3 separate regions of the Homo sapiens genome follow, and regions 1 and 3 are each linked to region 2. A link is a loop called in an ENCODE intact Hi-C map of the cell type or tissue named here. Cell type or tissue: Caco-2. All regions are shown on one strand.

Region 1 (2,500 bases), 170 kb after region 2:
CATATACATAAACTTATTTAACACAGTCTGAAAAGACAAACAACATTATTTTCAATATTTTGTTTGTGGGTTTCTTTTGCTATTATACATCCCCATTGTTGAAATAAACATGTCCTTTGCCTAAGAGTCTGTCTCTCTAGATCTTCTCATGGGCCTTTTAACCACAACTCAGTTCCTGTTCAAATGTCACCTTCTCAGAGAGAAACTCCCTCTGTCATTCTTTTTCTTCCTAATTTATTTCATAGCACTTATCAGTATCCGAAATTAAATAACACGATTCGCTTATTTGTTCATATAACTTTTGTGAGGGCAGGGATTTTTCTGCCTTGTTCATTACTATATTTCTAATAGTGACACCAGCACTTTGTCATGTGTGGGGATGCAGGAAATATTTGCTTAATAAATGAGTGAAACCCTCCAATACATTTTTTCTCTGTAGGCTAGAGTTATACATTGTGGAAATGCAAAGTCAAAGGTTACACACAGATAATTTTTTGCCAGATAGTAGCAAATTGCTTTACCAAAGGTTGTACCAATTTAGATTCTCACTGACATTCTTGTTTCCTCTCACTCTAGTCAACATTGTTTTTAGAAATACTTTTCAATCTTCAGCAAGTTGTTATATTTGCATGTCTTTAAATATGGCATATATTCATGGAAAATAGCTAGTTTTCGCTTGTATGAGGTTGGTGGGGGGAAGTGGATGGAGGCGTCTGGTAAAATGATACACCTCCTTGCTGTGGAATGTACTGCACCAACTTGGGCGTTTAATGCCACCACACCTTGGTGATGGCTGGAGAATTCATCATCCCTTCTCTGCCAAACAACATCCTAGTCATTCTTCGTTCAAGGACCTGCTCAGAGGCTGCCATTATTCCTATGAAGTCTTCATTCCTCCCCGTTCCCCCATCTCACCCAGTCAGAACCAACCACTTTTCCTCAGTGTTCCCACAGTACGACCACAGTGACTCTACCTAGTCTGACTTGGCCAGCTGAAGGCTTGTCTGACCCTGCCTTCCACACAGTGCCTCCCACCTATCTGTAGTGTCTTCCAATGATAACAAAACACAGCATTCTTGAGACCCAAGGGCACTTTCTCTCTTCAGAGAGTCTGGCTGACTAACAAGCTGCCAAACTCTCACTCTACTCTCTTTGGAGTGCTCCCGCCTGACCTGGCCCCTGAGGGTGCTGAGCACACGGCCATAGAGATAACACTAACATGGAGCATAGTAGCGGGTCAGCCCTGAATGTCATCAGCCTCCAACACTCCCAGGCATGAGGAGGCATTTTAAGCCCACCTGGGGCTTTTGTCAGTACTTTATCTGTGTCACCCATATCTCCTCAAAGTATGGGAAAACAAAACCACAGTGGCTTATCAGGAGTCGTAATTCCTTACATCTCCCTTATCACCTAAGATTACCCAATCCTACCAGAGCTTTCAGGGATCTGTGTGGAGGATAACAAAACCTCTCAGTAGCAAGTGGTCTTATCACCCTAGCAGCCCTTGAAGGGTCGAGAGAGGCTTTAATTTCTACCCTGGTATTTTTCCTGATATACTTTCCACTTTTCTAAGAGGCCTGGTCTTATAGCATAGTTTGATTGTCTTTAGAAAACTTCTAGCCTCAAATTTCTATGGCTTGTAAGTTAGGAGCAAGTATGTAGCCACAGCTGTGATTTAGTAAGTGTTTCCTATGTTTCAGTCTCAAATTGATCTCATTTCATCTTCACAACTACCCTGGGAAAAGATACTAGTGCCATTGTATATAGTTTTAGAGACGGGGTCTCACTGTGTTGCTCAGGCTAGTCTCAAACTCCTAGCCTCAAGTGATCTTCCTGCCTCATCCACCCATGTAATTGGGATTACAGCTGGGAGCCACCACACCCAGCTTAGTGCCATTTAATAAATGAGGAAACTGAGGCTCTGAACAAGGAAATGGTTCTTCCAAAGTCACACAACTTTTAAATGTCAGAGCATGAATCTGAAGCCAAGTCTGCTATGGACTGCCAAGCCTAACATAACCACTGTGCTAGGTAAGAGGTAGTACTGAGTAGGGGTTAGCATGCTGGATTCTGGAACCTGGCTGTCTGAGTTTGAATTTTGACACTGCTGTTTACTAGCTGTGTAACCTTGGGCAAGTTACTTAACTTCTCTGTCCCCCCAGTCCCTCACCTATAAAATTAGATTAATAATACCTATTTCATGGAGTTGAGAAAAAACACACACAAATATACATACATCCTCGGTTCAGTGTCTACTCTATAAATGACAGCTATTACTAATTGATTTCCATTATCAAATGGAACCTGCTGCCTCTTTGAAACAAGGTAAAGAAGAATTAAAGCAGTTACCCAGATGAGTCAAAAAAAAAAAGTCAATATATAGAAGAAAGGAGAAAGACATAAGACAAAATAGCAGTGTTCATGTTTGATTGGTTGCCTTGTTTCTTCTTTCTTCTATTCTTCCTTTTTTGTGGAAGTATAACCATTTCCCTTTTTCTTT
Region 2 (2,500 bases):
GCACTGGGCAACATTTCTAATGGGTTTCTATACCCAAAATTCTGTGATTCTAACATAATGGGTTTAACGCCACTGTACTTCTTTTAACCTGTTAAATTACTCTGCCCTTTACAAAAAGCCACAGAACCCTTATGAATTATACCATTTACGATTTTAAGGGTGTTTTCACTCACTTATACACACACACACAATATTAAGCAGCTCTCCTCAACAAATATCTTTAAGGGGAAACCAATTTTTTTTTCATGCCATCACTATGAACTCAAAACTAATTCAGGATGTGACCACGTTAATTTTCTGTATCATACAAAACTACCCACCGGACTGATTTTTTTCCGCCTCAATGAATTCACTAAATTGGCATATTATGTTGGTGTCATGTGGATATAGGTTAGCTAACTTAGGTAAATTTCAGGCAATACTTTCCTCTTCCAAAAATGACCCACAACAGAGATGTGGTGTGTTTTAACGCTGCTCTTAATTGTTCAAACACTCGTTCATTTGACAATCTTTTAACAATACCTGAACACCTCAGTAAAACTAAACAGTCACAGGGGAAAAAGCTCAACTTTTAAACTAAGGGAGAAAGATGTAGTATCTGTCATAGACCAGCAGTAAATACATGTAACAGATGTGACCAGACCTGATCTAACAAGTTCTTTAGAATGTATCATTTTAGTGGCCCAACTTTAAAACGACTTTTTAAAAAGATGTCAAAGCTAGGATGTTTATCTTTTCCTCACAAGAGTCAAAAGTAACCAAATAAACTGTCCTTCTGCTATATCAGAAAATTAAGTCCATACTCATCAATAAATTATAGACTCTTTAGATGATTTTCTTTTTTTGGTAACTTAGGTATCCTACTTTTCAATGAGAATAATTTTCCAATCATCCAGGCATGTGGATGCTTTTAGTTTGTTTTAAGATCAATGATATAACGGATATTAAATCCCTTTGTTTAAGTTACCATATAGGTTATAACTATTTCTTAAAAATAATTCCAGAGCCCACCAATTTTCCCTGTTAAGGTCATCGAAGCTCTGAACCATCATGGCTGAATTGTTTTAGTGCTTTCTGCTGAACACCTGCAAACATCAAACAAAAACTGCTAGTCCTTTCCTGGGTTGACAAAAGCCTTTCATGTGAAAAATGCTCCCTGGGAATGTCAGGCTGTAGCTCAGGTTACATTCCATTCTCCCTAGCAGCCTCACCATTTCTTAAGGTGGTAGGAAAAACCATGTTTGTGAAATGAAAGATTAAAGGGAATATGGCCACACTTTATTTTTATTCTCACATTGCAAATCACTATGGAGCATCCTATATTAATGGAATCAAAAGCTATTGGGAACTTTAAGCATGAATTATTACCATGCCTCACTTTGAAAAACCATAGCTGATTTTTCAAATAGGAACAGTCTACTTATAGTTTAGATCTTTCCTAAATCCAAGTTTCAAAGCAATCCATGAAAGGGACATCTGAGTCCACTCAAGACAATGGATATTAACTTGAGGTAAATTTAGAAAATTATTTCTCTCTCCAAAGTTTCCTAGTTGATCCTTCCAATTAAAGGGCAAAATGCAGTATTCATGATTTTTAAAATGTATTACGCTTTTTAAAAGATTTAACTCTTTTAAGTGGAAATACAACCCGTTTTCTTAACTAACAGCCCTGTGTTCAAATACTATCTTGATAGAGGAAAACTGAACACTCCAATCTGTACCCTACATATTATAATCACCATCATACTACATGAAATGAATACCCTGCATTCTCATTCAGGCTGCCAGAATAAAAGGACCATTACACTTTTTACCCTTACAAGTAAACATTTGGTCCTGAAAACACCATTTCTGGTACAACGTAACTTAAAGTTCCACACCTTCAAAATAATCACTGTGTATGCATTAGAAGCAGTGTAACATGACTTATTAAGAGTGAAGTCTCTCTCCAGGTTTGCATGCATGAACATATGTGTGTATGTGTATGTGTGTATGTGTGTATGTGTGTGTGTTATTGTCTTCAGAACTGTGTAAGTGTTGATATATCATCACTTACCAAAATGCATTAATACATATTCAACTTATTAAGCCTGTACTCTCTATAAACATTTAAACATCACAGCAAGAACTTTATTTAAATGTGAACATAGAAAATGGATCAGACATACAGTTGTCTTTTTAAATGTAACACAATCTCATATTTCTAAACACCTTACTTTATTAAATATCTAATGTAATATACTTAAGTTATTCTAAATGCATATTTTCACAACATTGCAAACTAGTTTTTTAGCATTGACTTTAAAAGTAGTCTATCTCTGTGTCTGTCTGACATAAGCTACTTTTAGATTGAAACTGAATACACATTTTTAAGTTAAGTCATAAAAAAATTACTGTCAAAAACAGTTAGTTTTGATCTTGTCTAACATGAAAAATTAATTTGCCCACAAAAGATACTTGTCCTTACCTTTACATCAAACATGCATATTAATATTTTCCA
Region 3 (2,500 bases), 180 kb after region 2:
GATCCCTGTTGCCTCAATAGATGAATTTATCATTTTAGTTCCTATTTTTCCACCTTACTTATCAAGTCCATAAATATATCATTAAAGACATGTTAATGCCATAATGGAATCCAGATACAATATTGTTATATCTTTCATTAATTGATTAGTCTTATTTTAAAAATGGATTTTTGGATTTACTTGTTTTTAGTGAAATATATAGCTCCCAGTGATCAGTTCTTCTTGTCAAAGTTTATTCACGTCAACTGTTAAGAATTCATTAGAAAATGTTAATGAAGATAAGGATTAAACTCAGTAGTCCCTAGTTTCTGAAATTTGCATTTTTTCCTACCCCCGTCCTCCCCCAACTTTTATTTTTTGGAAAGAAAATGTTTTCTTATATTGTTCTGGTATGTATCTCTCCCCTTCTCCATTATTTTTCAAAGACTGTTGACATTGGTTTTGTGATCATACCTCTAAAGCACTTTAAGCATCCAGAGATGTAATTTGTTTGAGCCTGGAGATTTGAATGCAGTCAACATGTTTAGGTGCAATCATTGCTCCAAGCTTACTTAATGCTATTTATTCTGTCTATTCAAGGTTGATGATCATGATCCTGTAGTGAGCACATAAGTAAAGTAGGAGTTAAGCAGTGTTGCTTTCCTTAGAGTCTTTTACCCAGAATAACATTTAACCTATTAACAACCCTATGGCAGGGGAATGAACACGCAATGGAAGCTGGAGATAGACATCTGGGAGGCCTCTGTAGGGTAAGTGCTTGCTCGCTGAATATCAGGCCTCTTTTATCCTAAAGGAGATCTCAGGGGCTTCAGCTCTTTCTTGTTCGCCTAACTATAAACATAAGTCATTGTAGTGTTGCCCTGTAGTAAATTCCACACACTGATAGGAACCTGTTTGGGCTTTAGCTTATCTTTTTCTGCATTTGTTTTGATTTCACTATAGATTGTTAGCTACTTGAAAACACTCACTCTTTCTTAGACCACTTTTTGTCACCCTAGTTCATAGCAACCCGTATTTGGCACTGATGATGGACATGCCTGTCATATTTTGATTAAATTATTTCTTAATGAAAATTCTAATAATTATTTTAAAAGCTTGGACATTGGAGCTTTTTGGCCTAAAAAAACTCTTTATATAGAAGCGTATCTTTGGTTATTAACCTTTCCCTCCATTTTCCCTAATACACACAAATTCCTGTAAATGTCTTGCAAATTCTGCTTGGCCAAACACCATCTTAAGAGTTCAAGTGGAAGTTTAGGATCACATTTCTATTATATCTTTGGAAACTTGGGCAGTCTGGATTTGGATGCCGCAATTAATCTGATGAACATTTGATTTTTAGAAAGGTTTACTATATACTTCAGATTCAATGGTAAAACTGGAGCTCAAAGAGAGATAAGAGATCAGAGAATCACAGTGGAAAGAAAAAAAAATTACACACACACAAAACCAAACCTCAGAGGAGAGGCTTAGCCTGGTGTGTCATCACATTTGTCTTGCAGAAATGAATGGTTTAATAGATCCTAGAACTCGGGTCAGCAGGATCCACCTGCTGATGGAGCTCTGGCTGTTCTAGGGTGGGCCAGAGTGGGTGAGACACCTGCTCATTTAAGTTCCAAAGGTTTCCTGAGTCATATTACAAACACATTCCTGAAGAATTGCATTGAGCTGCTTTTAAAGCAGTTTATATCACTGCAGTAATGGGTAAACTAGCTATTTTGACACATTGTAAAAGAATGTTTTTGAAAAGAGAAACACTAGTGGTGAAAACAGAAAAATGATTGAGGGACGTTGCATTGTAGCTGCACTCAGTGTTGATGTAGGTGTTTAAACAGCCAGTTCCCAACTCACTATTTAAATACCTATATTCTGAATTAGTTATTCACCAGGGAGAGATGTTGAAGAGAAGCAAAAATGATACAATTAAGTTACAAATATAGGAGATACAGTCCAAAATATCCCAACTGTCCTCTTTTTCTTCTTTAACGAGTGTCATTATATTTTGATGTGTTTAATAATACGGCAGAGGTTAAATGAAACATGAAAAAGGGATGTACATTAAAATTGAGATAACTCTTCCTTCAGTGAAGTGGAACCCAGCAGATGTAGCAGCACACTGTAATTGCTGCCTGTTTCCTGTCAGTCTGATTAAGTTGCATTGTCCCAGCTCCAAGTGTAAGAATCAGTGGCTTCCCATAGGGCACAGCATGGGATGACGGGCTGAGACAGAGGCATAACTACATGCACTCCTGCTTCTCCTGGTAATAGTGTAGACATACAATATACATTGATGACATATAAAGTCAATAGGCTGTGTAGTGCATTAGGAGCACACGATAATCTATCTTCTTGGAGTTCCATCCCAGGAAAGCCAAATCCACAATAACACCCTGAAATCTAAGGCTCAGTGGACTAACCTACTAGGTCCAGAGTCAGTGACTTGAACATTCATTTTTTTAAAGAAACACATAGATTTAAATGTAATCTAAATTTGGCCAGA

The links. A loop is a pair of places that touch in the nucleus more often than their neighbours do. Peaks named below come from ENCODE experiments on the same cell type or tissue, not always from the same donor. Only the 100,000 strongest peaks of a DNase experiment are listed, where the experiment ranks them.
Region 1: it touches region 2 in a loop (7-fold over the local background); 5 of 110 quality-filtered maps call a loop at or near these places.
Region 3: a loop joins it to region 2, with 4 times the contacts of the local background. A loop is called at or near these places in 20 of 110 quality-filtered maps.

Annotation. Positions count from the first base shown.
Region 1 is chr18:55,747,246-55,749,745 of GRCh38, forward strand. All of the region lies in intron 2 of LOC105372130 (a long non-coding RNA gene), which reads left to right. Among named protein-coding and RNA genes, the nearest start is that of LINC01415, 33 kb to the right of the region's middle. In Caco-2, no CTCF peak of the experiment used is centred here; a DNase peak (open chromatin) is centred at 1,236.
Region 2 is chr18:55,581,361-55,583,860 of GRCh38, forward strand. All of the region lies in intron 3 of TCF4 (transcription factor 4), which reads right to left. Among named protein-coding and RNA genes, the nearest start is that of TCF4, 5.6 kb to the right of the region's middle. RefSeq lists an enhancer at 821-1,415. In Caco-2, no CTCF peak of the experiment used is centred here; a DNase peak (open chromatin) is centred at 1,151.
Region 3 is chr18:55,761,850-55,764,349 of GRCh38, forward strand. The region is part of intron 2 of LOC105372130 (a long non-coding RNA gene); the gene reads left to right. Among named protein-coding and RNA genes, the nearest start is that of LINC01415, 19 kb to the right of the region's middle. RefSeq lists a silencer at 1,389-1,683. In Caco-2, no CTCF peak of the experiment used is centred here; a DNase peak (open chromatin) is centred at 1,562.